Regions from separate parts of the Mus musculus genome. Here region 2 is linked to region 1. Evidence: chromatin loops called from intact Hi-C (ENCODE). Cell type or tissue: gastrocnemius. All regions are shown on one strand. Each heading gives the region's core, and the rest is flanking DNA. Links, peaks and the distances in the headings are about the cores only.

Evidence for each region. A loop is a pair of places that touch in the nucleus more often than their neighbours do. Peaks named below come from ENCODE experiments on the same cell type or tissue, not always from the same donor. Only the 100,000 strongest peaks of a DNase experiment are listed, where the experiment ranks them.
Region 2: it touches region 1 in a loop (5-fold over the local background); 2 of 42 quality-filtered maps call a loop at or near these places.

What each region holds. Positions count from the first base shown.
Region 1 is chr5:146,958,745-146,968,060 of GRCm38, reverse strand. It overlaps Mtif3 (mitochondrial translational initiation factor 3), which reads left to right and starts at 4,264. Exons shown (of 4, transcript NM_001256102.1): 1 at 4,264-4,338; 2 at 8,785-9,236. The coding sequence starts at 8,786. In gastrocnemius, for the core only: no CTCF peak of the experiment used is centred there; a DNase peak (open chromatin) is centred at 4,285; H3K4me3 peaks cover 1,777 bases; H3K27ac peaks cover 2,851 bases.
Region 2 is chr5:147,033,096-147,042,411 of GRCm38, reverse strand. It overlaps Lnx2 (ligand of numb-protein X 2), which reads left to right. Exons shown (of 10, transcript NM_080795.4): 2 at 1-381; 3 at 8,892-9,133. Among named protein-coding and RNA genes, the nearest start is that of Lnx2, 39 kb to the left of the region's middle. In gastrocnemius, for the core only: no CTCF peak of the experiment used is centred there; a DNase peak (open chromatin) is centred at 869; H3K4me3 peaks cover 689 bases; H3K27ac peaks cover 4,579 bases.

The DNA.
Region 1 (9,316 bases), core at 245-8,244:
TCACACCCATGAAAGCTTTTGGGAAACTTGTCATGACACATGACACATGACTCAGACACACTTACTATGCTCGGTTACAGTTACTGATGGGTTTTAAAAATTGGTGTCGGGCCGGGCGTGGTGGAGCATGCCTTTAATCCCAGCACTCAGGAGGCAGAGGCAGGCAGATTTCTGAGTTTGAGGCTAGCCTGGTCTACAAAGTGAGTTCCAGGACAGCCAGGGCTACACAGAGAAACCCTATCTCGAATACCACCCCCCAAATTGGTGTCGAGCTGGAGAGATGGCTCAGTGGTTAAGAGCACTGACTGCTCTTCCAGAGGTCCTGAGTTCAAATCCCAGCAACCACATGGTGGCTCACAACCATCTGTAATGGGATCTGATGCCCTCTTCAGGTGTGTCTGAAGAGAGGGACAGTATACTCACATACATAAAATAAATGAATAAAATCTTTAAAAAAAATAAAAATAAAAATAAAAAAATTGGTGTCATCAGTTTTTGACATGGGAAATATTTGATCTGGAGTGTGGCACCGTGCGGTACCTTATACACAATGAAGAAATTGCTCGGGATCTAATTATAGTCTGAGGGCACGTTGCAGGGCTGCCACGCAGATGTGACCACCAGATGTTCTCAAGGTCTACTGGGGAACCTGACTAAGTAGCCAGGAATAAACTTAAGTCATGCAAAGGCTGAGTCTCAAGTCCTCTAAATCTCGCAAGCTCGGCTAATCCTTGTTTTGTTTACTCAGTGCACAGGCGTGCACGTGTTTGGAGTGGATGACCCATGCTCCCATCTGAGAGTAAATGGCCGAGCGTCTACATGAAGACTTGCCATAATAGTTTATGATACTAGATGCATGAATCCGTGGAAGTAGACTCATGGACCAGGGCTGGCTGGCTTCAGGAAGATTAAAATGCTTTTTCTAACACTCTGCCATCGTGCCCCACCCTCAACCCCGACATCTTGTTTCCTATGTCCCCTCTGCCATATCAATAAGCAGAACTCGAATGTGTGTCTTCTCAGCTGGCCCTCTATATTGACAGTGGCTGCCATGCTCCCATGCAGACTCAGCAGCATCCATACAATTTCAAAATAAGCCAAAATTTTTACTAGTATGTGGTTTGCTTTGAAAACTGTTGCTGTCCCCAGTTGCCACACAGGAGGGGGTTTATACGGAGGCCTGTGCCTGCTCGTTCTTCAACAGCTCGTCCTAAGGTACCCTTTGTGGTGTCCTGGATGCCCTGACTGACCTCGCTGCTCCTTTGGGAGGTTGGACTCACTGGCAGGCTCACTGTGGACTTCAGCATCTCCCTCTTAGATGTGTGAGGACCACTTGTTCTGAAATTAATTTGAGAGAGAATTTCTGAAAGATTGTTTCCATGGAGACCTTCTTAGTAGAAGTGAATTTTGGAGAAAATACCATGGACTTACAGATCTGCTGACTTAATTAAACATTACATTCTGACAGGGCTTTTTATGGGAGCACAAGAGACAAACGTAACAGAGGCAGCAATGGGACCAGGAAATCTTAATATCTGTCCTTTTATGACCGACAAGCAGAAACTGTGCCTTGGCAAATAGGAGGATGAATGCAGCAAGGCAGTCTTGGGGGCAGGTTGCTTGTTTTACCTACTGTCTTTATTCAAGAGTCTCTGAATCCTGTCATAGCCAAGCTGAACCCAACGTTCCTAATGGTTGCTTAAAATAGGCCATCTCCCATTTCACCGTGGCTAGAGCAGAGTTCAGGATGTGAAAAAACAAGGCTAAAACAAGATGCTGGGCAGGAAGCTGCAGTTGCCAAGAATGTCTGTCTGATTAAATTTCTTGAACCACAACCTTATCAAAGGCTAAATCCTTTGTTCATCTGTTAAGTGCATCGTTGGTGTCTATTAGGTGTAACACATTCCTTTCATCCAGCTTACTGCACGTTTTCAGGGGCAGCGTCTCTTCCTCAGTCACTGCTTTGGCGGAAGGACATTAACCAAGTAGAGGGTTGTAACACCAGACTGGGTCAGGTTTCCTTTTTCTCTTTCTCCCCCCCCCCCCTCTTATTTTTCAGTACTGAGGGTAGAAGCTGGGCCTTGCTCATGCTAAGTAAGTATTCTTGCTCTGGGGTTGGGGATTTAACTCAGTGCTAGCAGGTACTAGGCCCTACACTTACATAAGAAATACATAAAACAAACAGTCTGGGTGGTGGGTTGAATATGCTTGGCCCAGGGAGTGGCACTATTTGGAAGTGTGGCCTTGTTGGATGAAGTATGTCAATGTAGGTGTGGACTTTAAGACCCTGGTCCTAGTGGCCAGGAAGCTTGTCGTCTCCTGTTTGCCTTCAGATCAAGATGTAGAACCCTCAGCTCCTTCTCCAGGGCCATGCTTGCCTGCAGGCTGCCGTGCTTCCTGCCATGATGATAACGGACTGAACCTCTGAACCTGTAAGGCAGCCCCAATGAAACCTTGTAGCTTATAAGAGTTCTTGGTCATTGTCACTGAATTATTTCCCCAGTCCCCTTCATTCTCTTTAAAAATCTTCTTAAAATCATTTTTATTTATGTTTATGTATGTATACGTGTGCCCATATCTCTGTGTGTACACCATGTGCGTGCAAGCACCTTTTAGGTAGTAAGAGGCCACTGGGGTTCTTGGAACTGGAGTTACAGGCAGTTCTGCATGCTGGGAACAGGATCCAGCCTCTCTGAAAGAGCAACACCCTCTTAACCACTGAACTATCATCCCTCCACTGAGCTATCATCCCTCCACTGAGCTATCATCCCTCCACTGAGCTATCCCTCCAGACTTCTTTTTACATTCTTGATTCTGATCAGGGTGTAATGATGGGACGAGTCATGTATCTTCTCCATGTTCAGTCTCCTCATCTATAAAATGGGCAATGATGGGGCTGGAGAGATGATGGCTCAGCGGTTAAGAGCACTGTTCTTCCGAAGGTCCTGAGTTCAAATCCCAGCAACCACATGATGGTTCACAACCATCCGTAATGAGATCTGATGCCCTCTTTTGGGGTGTCTGAAGTGTACTTATATATAATGAATAAATAAATCTTTTTAAAAATGGGTAGTGATGGCAGTGTATCATGAGGGTGTCTTGAGGATTAAACTAACTCAATACAGGCTAAGTGTTTAGAACTGTGGTGCTTATGGAAACTTTATCACAAATGTGAGCACTTACAACTGTTATGGACCTGTCTATCCAAGAGGTGGTCTCCACACTTTATTTGCACAACTATGCTTCTATCGTCCCATGGAGGACTAATGCTGGCAGAATAAAAAGTATCTGTAATTCTTCATTTCACTTAGGAATGGCTGACATGCAGAGCCCAGCCCTGGCCTTTGGATCATAAAGAATTGCTTCAGCTTTTGCCTGTCACAGATACAAGGCTCATGGGCCAGAGGCTGTGATCTGATGAAGAAAGGGAGACTTGGATGCGGCTCTAAAGCTATTTAAGGATGACCCAGGTTCCTCACCTGCAATAAAAGGATGGTATTTTGATGTACCAGTAATAGTTGCAATCAGATATTACCCTGATTGAGTTATTTGGTGAGGATTAAACAAGACAAGATGTATAAATTATATGTTATAGACACGTAGTCTGTAAATGAGGGACATTCAGCGGCTTCTCTAAGGAGTTCCCTGTTGAAGAATGGGGAAAAGCAGGGACTTAACGCCAAAGTAGGGGACAGTCAACAGCTTGGTAACAAGGGTGCAGGGCCCCAATAGCCTGAAAGTGCAACACCCAGGGGCTCGAAGTTTCTGACCATCCTCTTGCCTGACTCTGGCCAATGCGGTCAATCATCCCACATGTGGGTGGTCTGTTATGATTTCTCCCAGTTCTGACAGTAATCGAACCTGAATCCATCTCTTTTTCTCAGAAGAGAGCAATCTTGAGAGCGAGGGTTGCACCCTGCTACCCAGCTAGAGCTTCCACTAAACCAGATCCGCAGGTGGCAATAGTTTAACACCGCCCTGCAGTTGTCTAGCACTGTAGAAGGCATTATTCAACATTATTAATGTAACTGGCGGAAGCGATGCAGTGACTGTTCCAGGGACTCTATATTTTAGCGTTCACTTGGCCTTTGGAGCAGCAGGTTAGTAGCAAATCTCTCAGTTTCACTCAGGCCTGCTGCACGATTCTTTTTTTTTTTTTTTTTTTTTTTTTTTTTTTTGTCGGAGGGCTTTATTCCATTAGTGGAATCCGCAGGCCGCAGCTGCACCCTCCCTTTAAGGGACTCAGGAAGTTCCGCCTGCTACGGAAGCCGACGCGGTGCTCCGGCGGAGTCCAGGTACGGACCTGCTAGTTCTTCCTGCTCGCCTACCCCGGCCCAGGTAACGCTGAGGTGAGGGCTTGGCGACGGGGCTGAGGTGGGAATGCATGTCCTGGGAACATTCTGTGCAGAGAGCCCTCCGTGGACGTGGGGTGGCGGCAGCACCAGCCTTCGGAGTCGAGACCAGTTGCCGAGCTGCCAATAATCACTTGCTCGCCAGCCTAGCCAGTTTCGCTGTTTGTGTGCGCGCGCACGCTCCTTCCACGGATTTGGGGGGCAAGGTGGGGGCGTAGGACAACTGGCATCCTGGTGGCATGGCGTCCTGGTGGGCGTGTCTGCTGCGGACCCCTTGTGAGCGTTTTGGGATTTTTTTTTCCTTTAATTTTTGATGTTTTTGCAACAGGGTCTCACTATTTATCTCTGGCTGTCCTGAAACGCACTCGGTAGACCAGTCTGACCTCAAACCTATAGAAATCCTCCTGCCTCTACCTCCGAAGTGCTGGGATTAAAGGCGTGCACCGCTCGCCGTGTCAGGACTTTTGAAATTCCTTCCGGAATTGAAGGTGAGAGAATTCAGTCATAGGATGAAGCCAACGTCATTTTCGCAAAATATGGATTCTACTAGAACCCATCCTTTCCTTCGGGAGTGAATATAAGCCCTCAATATGTCAATGTGAGCTTGTGATTATGAAGTGTAACGATTCAGAAAAAAAGTAAAGAAATAAGTGGTAGAAATAAGCTCCCGTCAGGCCATATCCCGTCAGGAATAAAGCCTTATCCCTCGGAGGCAGAGGCAGAGGCAGGCTGATCTGTGAATTGGAGGCCAGCCTGGTCTCCATAGTGAGATCCTGTCTCAGAGAGAAGGAAAGAAAAAAGAAATCAGTATCATTAGGTTGAAGAGCTGCTCAGTAGGCAAGGCAGAGTTCAGTGTCTGGAACCTAAAGGTGGAAGGAGAAAACTCAGTCCACAAGGTTGTCCTTTGACCTCCACACTGGCACCATGGCATGGGTGCCCAGACACATCAGACAGACAGGCAGACAGACACACAAGCACCCTTACCCACTGAGCCATCTGGCTGGCCCTGAATCTTTGCTTAGTATTAGATAGTGTAGGCTGTGAGCATAGTCAACACGTTTCCGAGTTAACTGATACAGTTTCATAATTTTTAGTGTTGTGAAGGCTGCACTGATGAATAGTGTTAGTGTGTTTAGGCTCACTTTAGAAATTATTGGAACTCCCGTACTAATCACAAGCCATAATTTATTATTTATTATTACTGTTGTTGTTGATATTGTATTAGGAAACTCAAGTTTGGAACTCAAGTAGCAATTTTAAAAATAAAACATTGTAATACATTACAGCTTAGAGATACTCTAATTGGGTTCATACTGAAGAATGTTAGCAGAAAAGTATTGAAAGGTTTTTTTGTTTGTTTGTTTTTTGTTTTTGTTTTTTTTCGAGTCAGGGTTTCTCTGTGTAGCCCTCCTGTCCTGGAACTCTGTAGACCAAACTGCCCTTGAACTCAGAAATCCACCTGCCTCTGCCTCCCGAGTGCTGGGATTAAAGGTGTGCGCCACCACTGCCTGCCTGTATTAAAAGTTTTAAGAGCAGAAGACGGTGGGAACCATAAAACGTTGCAGTTGATATTCTGCTGGGGCCTTGAATTATCAAAACATGTGTGAGCTGTACTTGGCACTCATTGCCGTTTGAGACAGTGAGAACCTTGGAGATTTTGGTTTGACCAAAACTAGAGAAATAAGTAGATTAGTGTTACAGAAGTCTTCAGAATTTTACATTTGTAAAACCCTTACTTGTGGTTCTTTTACACACAGGCTGTGAAGCTAATGGTATGTATGTGTGTAGGTACATAGTAATATGTGTGCCCAGTTTGCTTTCTATTGCTTCGAGAACTACCATAGCAAAAAAGCAGACTACTTGGAGAGGAAAGGGTTGATTGGGCTAGCTGGTCCAAATCATAGTTCACCACTGAGGGAAGTCAGGGCAGGAACCTGGAGGCAGAAACCAAAACAAGACCACAGAGGAACACTGCTCACTGGCTGGCTCCCCGTGGCCTCTCAGCCTGCTTTTTCACACCACCCAGGAAGGGTAGTGCCCACAGCGGGTTGGATCTCCTACTACAGTAGTCATTACTCAGGAGAACGCTCCACTGACTTGCCAGGTGACTCTAGCTTGTGTGAGGTTGACAAAGCACCAGCCAGGATAATGCACAGAGCCAGTGTGGCCGTTCAGTTCAGTAGGATGACACATGGACACTGCAGGCTGGATTCATCGCAGGGACATGACCACTGAGCTACTACTTCTTCCGGGCATCAATTCCTGTTTCTTTGTTTTCTTTACACATTAATTACAAAAATCACTTGAACAAAGCAAAGAATGGGAAGATGAGCTAACTGACACCCATGTTCAGATTCGGCAAATGTCGCCATAATCGCACTTTGTAACTCCCATTTCCAGCCGAGCCATTTCAGAAGGACACGTGTCATGATCCTAAATACGTCAGGGCTTGTCTCCCGAGAGTTTTATTCTCACACTGAGCAAGCTGTTGGTACTTTTTGCAAGTTCCCAATAACTAATCTGCGTTCCTGTTTCCCAGGGTATCTCTCGGAGGATTTTTTTCAAACATTACACTTTGTAATTTCCCTAGCTTTTTATTCAAAGCCAGCCCATCTCCCCTTTTCATCCTCACCAAGCTAGTGTGTTGTCTCAGAGTCTGGGTTTGTGAGATCCCTTCCCTGTGGCATCCTCCAGGTCATTGCTCTCTGGGTCCAGCCTTATTCTGGAAGCTGGGTGGAGAAGCGAGCCAGTTTGGATTACCTCAGGGCGAGGCTGTGTTGTGGAAAGCTCTGCGTATTTGCAGCAGCTTCGGATCAGGAGGCATGCCCGGGGTGTCATGCTTTTCCTCTGGTGGCAGTGCCACTCTGACCGTTGGCCATGACGGTGACAGCCAGCGTCCTCCTCAGCAAAGTGTTCATACGTATTTAATCTGGGCACAGTGTGTGGGTGACCTTGTGGCATCAGCCTTGTACCTAAAGGTGTTTGACTATTGACTAAATGAGCCATTTTCCTTTGTTCCAAAATGGTGGTGGTGGTTATTATTGCTATTATTATTACCATAATCATCATCTCCATGCTAGGAAGGAGAGCTCTTCCTCATCCACAGAGATGGGCACAGTTTTCCCTTAAAAGACAGAGTAAACGCTCAGCTCTTTCTGTTTAATTACCAATTTACCAGTTTTCCATGGAGCTGGGGTGTGGCGGTGACACACAGTGGCAGTTATCATCCTAATAGATGTTTGCATATATATTCAGCGTGTGGAAGGGAATTACAGCCATTTTCCTTAATGTTTAAATTATACAACTGGCTGGACTAAGCCCCTTCATGCTGCCAAACTGTAAATGAAGTATGACCAGCAAGCAAAACAAAATACTCTCGGGGAGACCTGGAGACCAGGTATCTGATAGAGGAGGCACTGTCAGTCAGGGCTGGCCTAGAATCATGAGACAGAAGATTGGGCACCCTGGTGGTTGCTGGTGGCTTGCTGTCCACTTTGGACCTGTGACTAGAAGATGAAACCAGTCTCAACACATGCTGTTTGTCTCACTCTCTTCTATAGAAAGATTTTCCAAGATTGTTGCTCTGAGGATTAAACCAAGGGCCTTGTACATTAGGCAGATTCTCTACCACTGACCCAAATCCTGAGGCCCCAAATAAGGAATTCTGAATAGTAAATAATAATTATGAATTTGTGGGTTTTTTTTTTTTCATCTGAGATAGGCCTCACTCTGTAGACCAGGCTGGCCGGGAAATCACAGAGTTCCCTCCACACCCCTGCCTTTTCAGAGTGCTGGGATTAAAGGTGTGGACAAGAAGCACAGGGAGAAATGAGAGAAACACTTTTTATTGTTTTGTTGTGGTAAGGAAGCATTTTGTTAAAAGTCCAAGAATCACTCAGTTGTTTTATTTCTTATATTTTACAAGTGCTTACCCCATGCGTGTATTATCTGTGCACCACATGCGTGCAGTCCCCTCAGAGGCTAGGATCTAATGCATGTCAGATCCCTTGGAACTATGTGGATACCATGTGGGTGCTGGGAATCTAGTCCTTTGGAAGAGCAGAGGACTCTTAACCTCTGGGCCATCTCTGCAGCCCCTGACATGGCATTTCTACTGCATCCTCACAAACCCCCAGATGAACTTAGCTTTTGGAGCTGGCACTATAGGATCTAGGAGAAAATAGATGTCATGAATGTGGAAGAAAAAGAGATTGAAGTAGCCACGCCAGCCAACTGCTCAGTCTGATCTCCAGCTGCTAGGGACGGTGCCAACCAAGGATCCATGTCTCTGTGTCACCTTCCTACGCGTGGATCTGGTGGCCTGGGTGCTGTAAGGCTCCTCAGACTCACCTGTGGCACCCTCAGCTGCATCCCAGCAGACCATCGGCATCAGCGATTGCGTTGTAATAAACCTTCTCCATTACTTTGTCAGGATGGCTGTTCTTCTGATGAGGTTGATGCTACAAACTACAAAGCTTGACCATAACTTAATTGGAAGATGTTTGCAAAGACACGCTGTGAAGCCAGATCCAGCACAGCTGTCCCTGTCTGCGTCCACCCCAAAGCTGTTGTACCTGACTTCTGCAAAAGGTTTTAGTACTGCTGGAGACCCACAGGGTGAGAGGAAACAGAAAAGAAGGGATGCTTTCTCTAACACCGGCCGGAAGATTAGTGAGCGGATTATCCGCGTCCTGGATGAGAAGGGCATGGACCTGGGGATGATGCATCGAGCAGATGTGATCAGACTCATGAACAAGCAGGACCTGAGGCTGGTGCAGAGGAACACCAGCTCAGAGCCACCGGAGTACCAGCTTATGACCGGAGAGCAGATCCACCAGGAGCGGCTAAAGCTCCGGGAACAGGAAAAGGCCAAACCCAAAACTGGTAGGTGCTCTGCTGTGTTTGCGACTTGATCTCAGCCTGTGGGTTGCGAACCCTCTGAGGGACGGATGGCCCTTTCACAG
Region 2 (9,316 bases), core at 501-8,500, 74 kb before region 1:
CGTGGAGCAGGCCTCCTCGACCTCCTCCCTAGATCCCCTGTGCTTCGAGTGCGGCCAGCAGCACTGGGCGAGAGAAAACCACCTGTATAACTACCAGGGGGAGGTGGACGACGACCTCGTGTGCCACATTTGCCTCCAGCCCCTGCTCCAGCCGCTCGACACGCCCTGCGGACACACGTTCTGCCACAAGTGCCTCAGAAACTTCCTGCAGGAGAAGGATTTCTGCCCGCTGGACCGCAAGCGGCTTCATTTCAAGCTGTGTAAGAAGTCTAGCATCCTGGTCCACAAGCTGCTGGACAAACTGCTGGTCCTGTGTCCGTTCTCTCCCGTGTGCCAAGATGTGATGCAGCGCTGTGACCTAGAGGCACATCTTAAAAACAGGTGAGCGGGAAGGCGTCAGAGGCACCAAGGAAGTGGGCCAGAGAGCCGCTACAACCAGTAGCCACACGCCATGCGGGGCCGGGAATGATGCCTGTGCCTAAACTCCCCTCACAGGTGTGCTGAGGCAGGGGGATGAGCACCGGTAAATCCATGAACCAGTCAAATAGGAGGTGCGATAAATAAGTTGCATTGGTTCGTATTTAATAATATACCTCAAAGGCATGGATCTAAAAGCCACAACAAGCAAGAAGCACTTATTAATATTTTCTTCACCATACCATGCAATTTAAACTCAAATGGACGTCAGGTAAAACACTAGCGTCCTTTTGCAAGCCGGGTTGGCATCAAAGGAAAGAAGCAAGAAAGGAACTAAATGCAAATAAATTCTTTTGTCTAGTTTGTTTCCACAAGGAAGAGCCTCGCATGAAGATTGTTACGCAGCCTTAGGCATGGTTGGAACGCTGGAGTCAGTCCAATTGCCTAAGGGTGGGGGAAGACAGGCGGGGCTGCACTGGCCTTTGGCAGGCAGACCTCTGTGAGTTCTAGACCACCCTGGTCTTCAGAGTGAAACCCTGTTTCAAACAAAACAAACAACAAAAAGAGAGGCGAAGAGTTAAATATACCCCAGAACTGTAACCCACAGTCAGAGAAAACAGCAGTCCCGCTAGCGGGGAAGGGCAGGAATGGGTCGGCTGATTTAAGTTGCTGAGGTCTTGAAGACTTTGTGTTGAGAGCCTTGACTGAGTAAGAACTAGGAATTAGAGACAGAAATGTTTAGGGGTGATTTTAGTTCTAATAAACATTTGTTTCAAATGTTAAGTAATGTATTTGTGCCAGCCTCTGAGTCTCACAATATGATTTTAGTAAGACTTGGCCTTTGATATACATTGTAAAAACCTGAGCTGGCCCCAGGGCTCATTGAGTAAAGACCCTGAGTCAGACAGCCTGAGTTGGATCCCTCGAGCCCACAGGGTGGAAGGAGAGAAGGGGCTCCCTCAGCTTGTCTTCCGACCTCCTCATGGGCACCGGGGTCCCTGCTGGTGCATGCACTCACACAGAGACACATGCTCACACACATGAAGACGTAAATAGCAACCACCACGTCTTTACACTCAAGTGACAGAAACACATGTATTTGTTTCTAAGCGTCCGTTGAAAGAACTTGTGTGGTCGTGTTGACTCTGGCCAACAGCACATCGCACATCACACTGGGTTCAGATACAGCGTAGGTCTAATGAGGAATAGCACATAAGGTCCTAGAGCTAACCAGACTGATCCAATCCTGTCATCTGGGCGCATGGAGATTTAGAGCTAGTTAACCTATGCGCATGTTTAAAGTTTGCTGTGTGCACCAGGCTACTCTGCCGTCGAGTCTGTGCACTGCTCTGCTGGAGGGAGCGGTCGGCCTCTCATGTGCAAGTGGCTGCATGTGTGTATTCAGCCCGGAGATCACAGCGTTATAAAGGGATCTCACTTTATTCATTAGAAATGATTGAGAAGTGAGAAACTGAGTCTCTCAGCTGGGGATGAGAACCTCATACTGTGTTGACACAAGGTCGTGGGTTTGGTTCCCTGCACTGGAGGGAACAAAAGTCTTAAAATATGAGAAATGTGGAGATTTACAGAGAAACTGCTTGACCCCAAGGTATGTTGCCTACAACAGAGGTTAGGAGATAGTAGGGTGTGTGCCTTTGGAAAAGCAGGGATCGTGGCTTTGCATTCTCCGTCTCCGTCACCAGCAGGCAGAGTCCGAGGACCCACCAGAGGCGCAAGTGTGCTAATCTTAGTCAAGCCTAATTGTGTGTGAATAATACTTCAGACCTGCCCCTTCCTTCCCTCTGTCCATCCTTCCTTTCTTCCTTCCTTCCTGTCTTTTTATTTTCTTTTTAAATTAGCACACAAAGCACTATCATGACATCTTCATACTAGGCTTCTTATGTGTCTCAAAACTATTATTAGGGTAGGATTCTTTTGTGTCATACCAAACATTTGTGACCAAACTGTTGTGCTGGGTACTTGCCAAACAGCATTCTGTATACAGCACTTCTCCTTTCCAGTCCCTCCAGCCTGAGTCTGAACACCTAACATTCAAAAGGTGCAAGCAATAATGCGCATGCTAAGCTAAGAAGTTCTCAGCCTAGGTCGTCTCAAGCAGCCTCGAGTCTGCCAACGCCTCTCTGTGCTGTGGAGCTCAGTGCGTTTCCCATCTCATTCACCGTGCCCCTCAGCGCTGGGCTTCCCTGTGACTGCGCTTCTTCATTGTCTCCAGTGAGCTGGACTCTCCTGTTGGCCTCCAGTCATGCAGAAGTGGTTCTCCGTAGTTCTTGAGGTTTTACAAATTTGCCATTGTCTGAGTGAGGAGTATCAGGCATCCTTTGGTCAGTTTCTGCTGCTGCTGCTTGCCCTGTGCCTGGACCTCACTTCCTCTTTATTCCATGCCCAGTGCTGGGCTGTTTCACTGAGCACTGCAGTGTGTCAGCTCATTGCGCATCAGTCTTCCTGTTGTATGCCCCAGGCTGGCGTAGAACCCCCAGTCCTGCCTCAACTCAGTTCCAAATGCTGGAATTACAGGCATGGACCACCGTGCCTAGCTTTATTTGATCTGTTTATAAGTACTGTGAATTAAACCTAGGGCCCGATCTGCTACGCAAGCACTCTGCCAGCAGTCAGTCTGGCTTGGTTTGGTTTTAATGTTGAGAACAAGAGTAATGATTTGCCCGTGTCTGTCTCCTCGTTCGCTGCCGTGAGGGCCAGGCTAGCTGCCCTTATACACTTCTGCCCTTATCCCTAGGGTCCCAGGTCCTCACTCCATCAGCACTAGGTTTTTGCCCAGGTTCTGGGGTCCAAGCTCAGGTTTGCAGGACTTAAGCCAGCTCCCCCGCCCACCTGCCACCTTTCTTAAATCAAGTATTTCTAGACCGCTGCACACTTTTGCTGGTTTCCAGAATCCAGAAGTGGTTGGTTCTGATGACTTCTCCAGGCTTCTCATTGCTTTTATGGAGGGGAGACTTCTGGTAGCCTTGCTGGGTCCTTTTGCTCTCTGTCAAATTGATTTTTGTTTGTGTTATATGTCTTTATCATCTTCCTTGACCCTGAGCCACTCACTGCTTCAGTCTCCAGCACGGGGCTTAGCAAGCATCCCTTTGCCATCTCCCTACCACGATGCATACATAATAATGCACAGTGCCTTCTGCTGCGCCATGTCTCCTGACGCCCCTGTGCACCTCGTAGCAGGGAAAGATGTCCCCGTAGCCTAAAACTAGTTACTTTGCATGTGATTTCCTTTAGAGAGCAGGATTCCCTTCATGGAGCAGGTACATAGCCAGCAGGAAAGGAGAACTTGTGTTTGGGCTCTTTGATGTTACCTGAGCCCTTTGGTTTCTTTTTCATCGGGGGTTGGTGTGGCCCCGTGCAGCGCCCAGCCTGTGGCTGGCTGCACTGTCCCGACCACTGCTGCTTTGGACCAGTGTGGTCTCAGCCGTGCGTGCATGTCTATAGTCTGTTGACTTTACTTTCTGCTTTCAGTCCTCTGTGCTAGCTTCCCATATGCGCTAGGCTGCCCCTGCAGTGCAAGCAGGAAGGAGTCTGTGTTACTATTGAGTGCTCCATTTCCAAGGACACATAGACACACAGGGGCTTTGATGTTTGTGCTACCTAAGCCAGATTCAGGCTCCCGAAGTCAAATGATGCACTTGCCTCAGCTTCTGAATAGCTGGGCTGTACGTGGTTCTCTTGGGATGACCCTGTCCCACACCTGGTTCTTGGAGGTTTGGGGTCCTTTTGTTTTGGTCTGTGTGCACACGTGCATGTCAAGCCCAAGGACAGCCTGGTGTGGTGTGGTGTGGTGTTGCTGAGACACTGTCTGCCTGCTCCTTATTTCCTTTGCTTGTCTCTGAGGCAGGGGTTCTCACTGGTCAGCAGGCTTCGGGGGGTGGGGGGCTGCCTTGCTGCCCGGCTCAGTAACCCCAGCTCTGGGGTTAGAAACATGTGCCACCACACCCGCTTTGTTTTAATATGAGTTCCGGGATTTAACTCAGATCTTCCGGCTTGTAAGGCAAGCAAGCATTTGGTGGAGCTATCTCCTCTCAGTGTTGGCTTGGCTTGTTTGTTTAGAGACAGGCTCTCCAAAGAGCATGGATGGCCCTGACTGGCCTGGAATTCCCTTTGTGGGCCAGGCTGCTCCCAGACTCAGCGATTCACTTGCTGCTTCTTAAAGGTGTCACCACGCCCCCCACCCCTTTGGTTTTGTTGTTGCATGATTGTGTGTATGTGTTTGTGTGTGTGTGGGGGGGGTGTTAAGAAGGTCTCCCATAACCATGCTGGCCTTGAGCTCTGTACAGCTTAGGTTAGCTTTGAACTGATCCTCCTGTCTGTAGCTCTTAAATGCTGGGATTGTGGGCACATGCCACCACACCCACCTCAGCCTTTTGGTCGCTTAGGTCTGGTTACCCCTGATATCCCATAGTGGTGTTTTGAAGTACTTGTTAGTAGAACAAATCCAATTTGTTTTTTTTAGGACTTAAAAAGAATTCCACACAAATAAACTTAGTATTGCTGTTGAGGAAAATGCTAAAAGCCTTTGAAATTTGATCAGAGTGTGTTTGGGCTGTACCCCTACAATTCAATTGCTTTGTGATGTTGGCTTAGCTCGGTTTCAGGTGTCCCGTGTATATTAATAGAACAGTTCTGAGGATGCAGGAGCTTTGTGCACATTGTGGTTGTCACATGGGGACTAGCAGAGCGCAGCCTCCTGGGGCTTCAGTTCTGTGTGTACCAAGCAAGGGGCATAGCTCTGAGTAGGCTGTGGTCCTGGATTTTCCTCTGTTCGAGCCCACCAAGAACTACTCCATCCTTGGCCTTTTAACAGCTTCGCTTTGCATTTCACGTGTGAAATTCACCTCTTTAAAGTGTATGTGTCTGTGCCTCTTCTCTATGTGTTCCCAGTGCTGTGTATCATCTAGATTCTAGAACATTCCAACAACTGGAAAGGAGCCTGAAACCCATTAGCAGCCTCCCCTCCCCTTCCCTCCCTGCTCTCACACGCCCAGGCTTGGGTCAAGCTGCCCTGACTTAGTCTTCCACTTAGACTCTGTCATTTCCAGTATTTGGTCTTTTGTAGGATGCTTGCTATTATGCTGGTGGACTTTTTATCAGCTTGACACAAGCTAAGGTTCTATGGCAAGAGGGAGCCTCAACTGAGGAGCCACCTCCATCAGGTGGCCCTGGAGGGGCAGCGATTGATCAGCGATTGATGTGGGCATTGGCACCCCTGGGTGGGTCCTGGATTGTATAAAAGTCAGGCTGAGCAAGCCATGAAGGGGAAGTCTTCCACGGCCTCTGCTTCACTTTCTGCGTCTAGTTTCCTGCCTCAGGTACTTGTCCTGACTCTAATGGACTGTAAACTGTAAAATGGGATAAGACCTCTCCTCCGCAGGCTGCTTTTGGTTGTAATGTTTTATCACAGCAGTAGAGAGCCAACTAGGACAAGAAATGCTAGTGCTCTGGCCATCTCTCTGTGGAATCCCCCTGCCTTAACCCTGTCCTCTGAGTGCTTGGAGCATAGGTGTGCACACCAGCTTTCACTCACCTCAGACTGACACTTTTTGGTCCTTGTGTCTTGCACGGTTGTGTCCCTGGGATTGAAACTAGGACCTCAGCCCTACTAGGGAAACCCTGCCTCAGGCCACACCTGCAGCCCTGGGTCTCACTGTTTGTCCCTTGTAGCAGTTGGCTCTCTTGGCTGTTGCTCTGTGTGGGCCCTCTGCTCTGCCTTGAATAGTTTGCTGTCTTCCGCTCACGATGGCCCTGCCGTCCTGTCGAAGTGCGGGTGTTCCCGAAAGTTCTATCTATAGACTTCCTCCCCTGAAGCCGTTATCCCAATGTTTTCCCGTGATGCCATTTTAGTCTTTTCCTGTCCTATGGGTGGTTTCCTGTTGTTAAGGATCTGCCTGTCCCATCGGGAATGTGAGCATGATTGCTTCTTCCTTTGTAGCAAGCTTAGATTTTTCCATTTTTAAATTCTTTTTTTTTTTTTAATGTATTCAATAGCACTAGGATAGGCGTTGTATACCTTGTAGGGCTGTTAGTTCAGCGAACTCTGTTCATGTAGATCAGGCTGGCCTCTGCCCCCTGAGTATTGGGGTAAAAGGTATGTACTGCCACTGAAATGAGCTGTTACCCATTTAACATGGATGCTTACGTGTAATAATATGTTCTGGAAATTAAATCTTTAAAAAAAATTTTTTTTTCTTCGAGATTAGGGTCTCATTCTATAGACTGAGCTGGCCTTGAGTTGACAGTTCTCCCTGCCTCTGCCTCTTGTGTGCTGGGATTAAAGGTGTGGACCACCATACCTGGCTTTTAGAAAAGTATTTTCAAGTGAGCATAGAGAGCAAGAGGTTTGTCATGGCATTTTCATACATGTCTGCACATAAACAGAACAAAGTATACTGACATGTTATTATATCTTGTTCTTATTTCTGTTCCTCCAGGACTCTCCATCCCTGGCTTCCTGCCAAATAATCGTACTTTCATATCACACGTATTCCATCACGTGTCCTTCCTCCCTCCCCTCCCATAAGATGGCTACCCTCTCATACCCTCTGTCTACTCTCCTGACCTTATCCACACGTGAGAGTGTATGTGAGAGAGCGTGCAGTAGACGTCTTTCCACAGCTGACTTATTGTACAGTGTGATCCATCCTCCAGTGGGTGTCATGGTTTTCAGTTTTCATGGTTGAAGAAAATGTCATTACGTGTACATGCCGTCTTCTTTATCCGTCATTGATGGATGCCGGGGCTGGTTCTATCTCAAGAGCTATCGTGAATAACACAGCAACAAACAGGGACGTGCAAGTGTCTCTGGGGCGTTGGTGTCACATACGCCAGAGGTGTGTACCAAGAGTGGTATCGCCAGCTTCCGAATTTCACTTGCTGTTTCTGTGGTCTTGGTTTGGATTTTTGAGGAGCCTCAACACTGACCCCTGAGGCTGCACATTGATCTTCTCGGAAGCAGCAATCTGAGACCCCTCTGCCTGCACACCCTTCCCGAGCAAGCTCGTTACCTCTGGTGTGTTTTCTCGGGGGAGGCCATTCCCGCTGGGGTGAGAAGATGCCTCGATGGCTAAGGACACTTCAGCACTTGAGTGATACTGGCCACCCATGTTCATTCTGCATGAATTGTCTGTTCTTTTCATCAGCGCAAGTATTCATTCATCAATGATTTGAGAGCTTGCTAATGAACCACCTGGCTGATGTGTTCCTGGTGACAGTTTTTCCCTGTTCTGTAGACTCCTGGGGAGGGGGTTACTTGTCAGTCTTAGGGAACTCAGCTCTGACCCCATCTGCAGTCACACCACTCCATTGCCTCCGCTTCTTTCCCTCATTGTGAGGTAGCTTTCAAACGTGGCTCTGGTTAATCCACCTACGGTCCTGTGTTCCTTGATCTCTTTTTCAAAATGATTTGCCAGGCATTCTCGAGAACAGTTCCTGGAGTGTTGCTCAGCAGCGCAAGACGGAGTCTCAGCTGAGTCCCTCCTCGGCAGGGTATGGGGGGGAGGAGTGGGAGGCACGTCCCTGTTCACCCTTCACAGTACTCGAAAGCAGTTTTATGTCTATCTATATATCCATGCTTGGCTTCTGGGGGAAACGTGTTGATTTATGGCCCAGGCTAGCTTTCAGTTTTAACTGAATCTGTCCTGTGCTTTGTGACCGTGAAAATTTCGGAATTTCTAAATACTATCATTGAAAGCAAGTCTGTGACCCTCAGCATGTGCTCTGCTGTGGCTCTGGATCTTCACTGACTCTGTCCATGTCTCCCACCCTTCATTCTGCATGTTACCGATGGCCATAGCCAGCCGGTGTGTAGATAAAAGGGGTGTCAGCATACTCTGGCCAGCCAGACCAGCAAGAGGGGCTTCTGTCTAAACGTGTCATTGCTTCCGAGTATAAATGAGCCTCTACCTGTCATGTGCTTAAATAAAAACATGGTAGCAGTTCTTATTCAGCTCACATTGCCTATCTTGAGATTCAGATTTAACAAACTAAGGAGCCCTTCACGTGTTGTAAAGCTTCCTGTGTGTGCGTGCTCACAAGTGTGGCACAGTGGCACAGACACGTGAAGAAGACTGCAGATTGCCGCCCCGGGCTGAGAACCCTGGCCTGGGAAAAGCACTGTTTGGTCCAGGTTTCGCACCCATTCTCTCAGTGCAGACAGTCGGGACTCTTGGGATGCTTCCAGGCAACTAGTGTCTACCTGAGTATTGGCTTTTGGCTGTTGTTGTCTTCGTGTCTTTCCTGGATCTGACTGCCAGGTAGAGTAGCGAGAACTTAGTTTGGACAGAGATTAGGATCAGAACCGTGTGCTGAATTGTGGGTACTCCAGGCTCCCTTGTGCATAAGCAGTCGCTGTGTATTTGTTCAGGTGTGCGCTCGCTGTTGATCAACCCCACCTACCCTCTTCTCCATACCCAACTTCTTCTCATCTGAAAAGCACCTGCTGCTCTTTCTAGGTGTCCTGGAGCCTCTCACCGGAGAGTCGATCTAGAGAGAAGGAAAACGAGTCAAACTCAAACACAGATTGAGGGTGAAACTGGATCTACTGTCATAGATCCTCCAGGCACCTTGCCCCCAGAAACGGACTGCTCGGGCACCGTGCCTGGCGAGAGGAACTTGACACCAGCATCTCTTCCTGTGTGGACCGAGGAGCCTGGCCTGGACAACCCCGCCTTCGAGGAGAGCGCTGCAGCTGACTGTAGGTGCACACCTCTCCCTGGTATATCTGGCCTCCCTTGCCTTTCCTCCCCTGCCCTTCCTTCCAGCATGCGCTCGTGTCCTGTCCAGACAGTTGCACTGGAGTGTGGTTTTATTGGCATAGTCACTGTTCATCCACAAGACCCCCCTGTGTTGAGCTGGAGAATACCTGAACGTAAACACT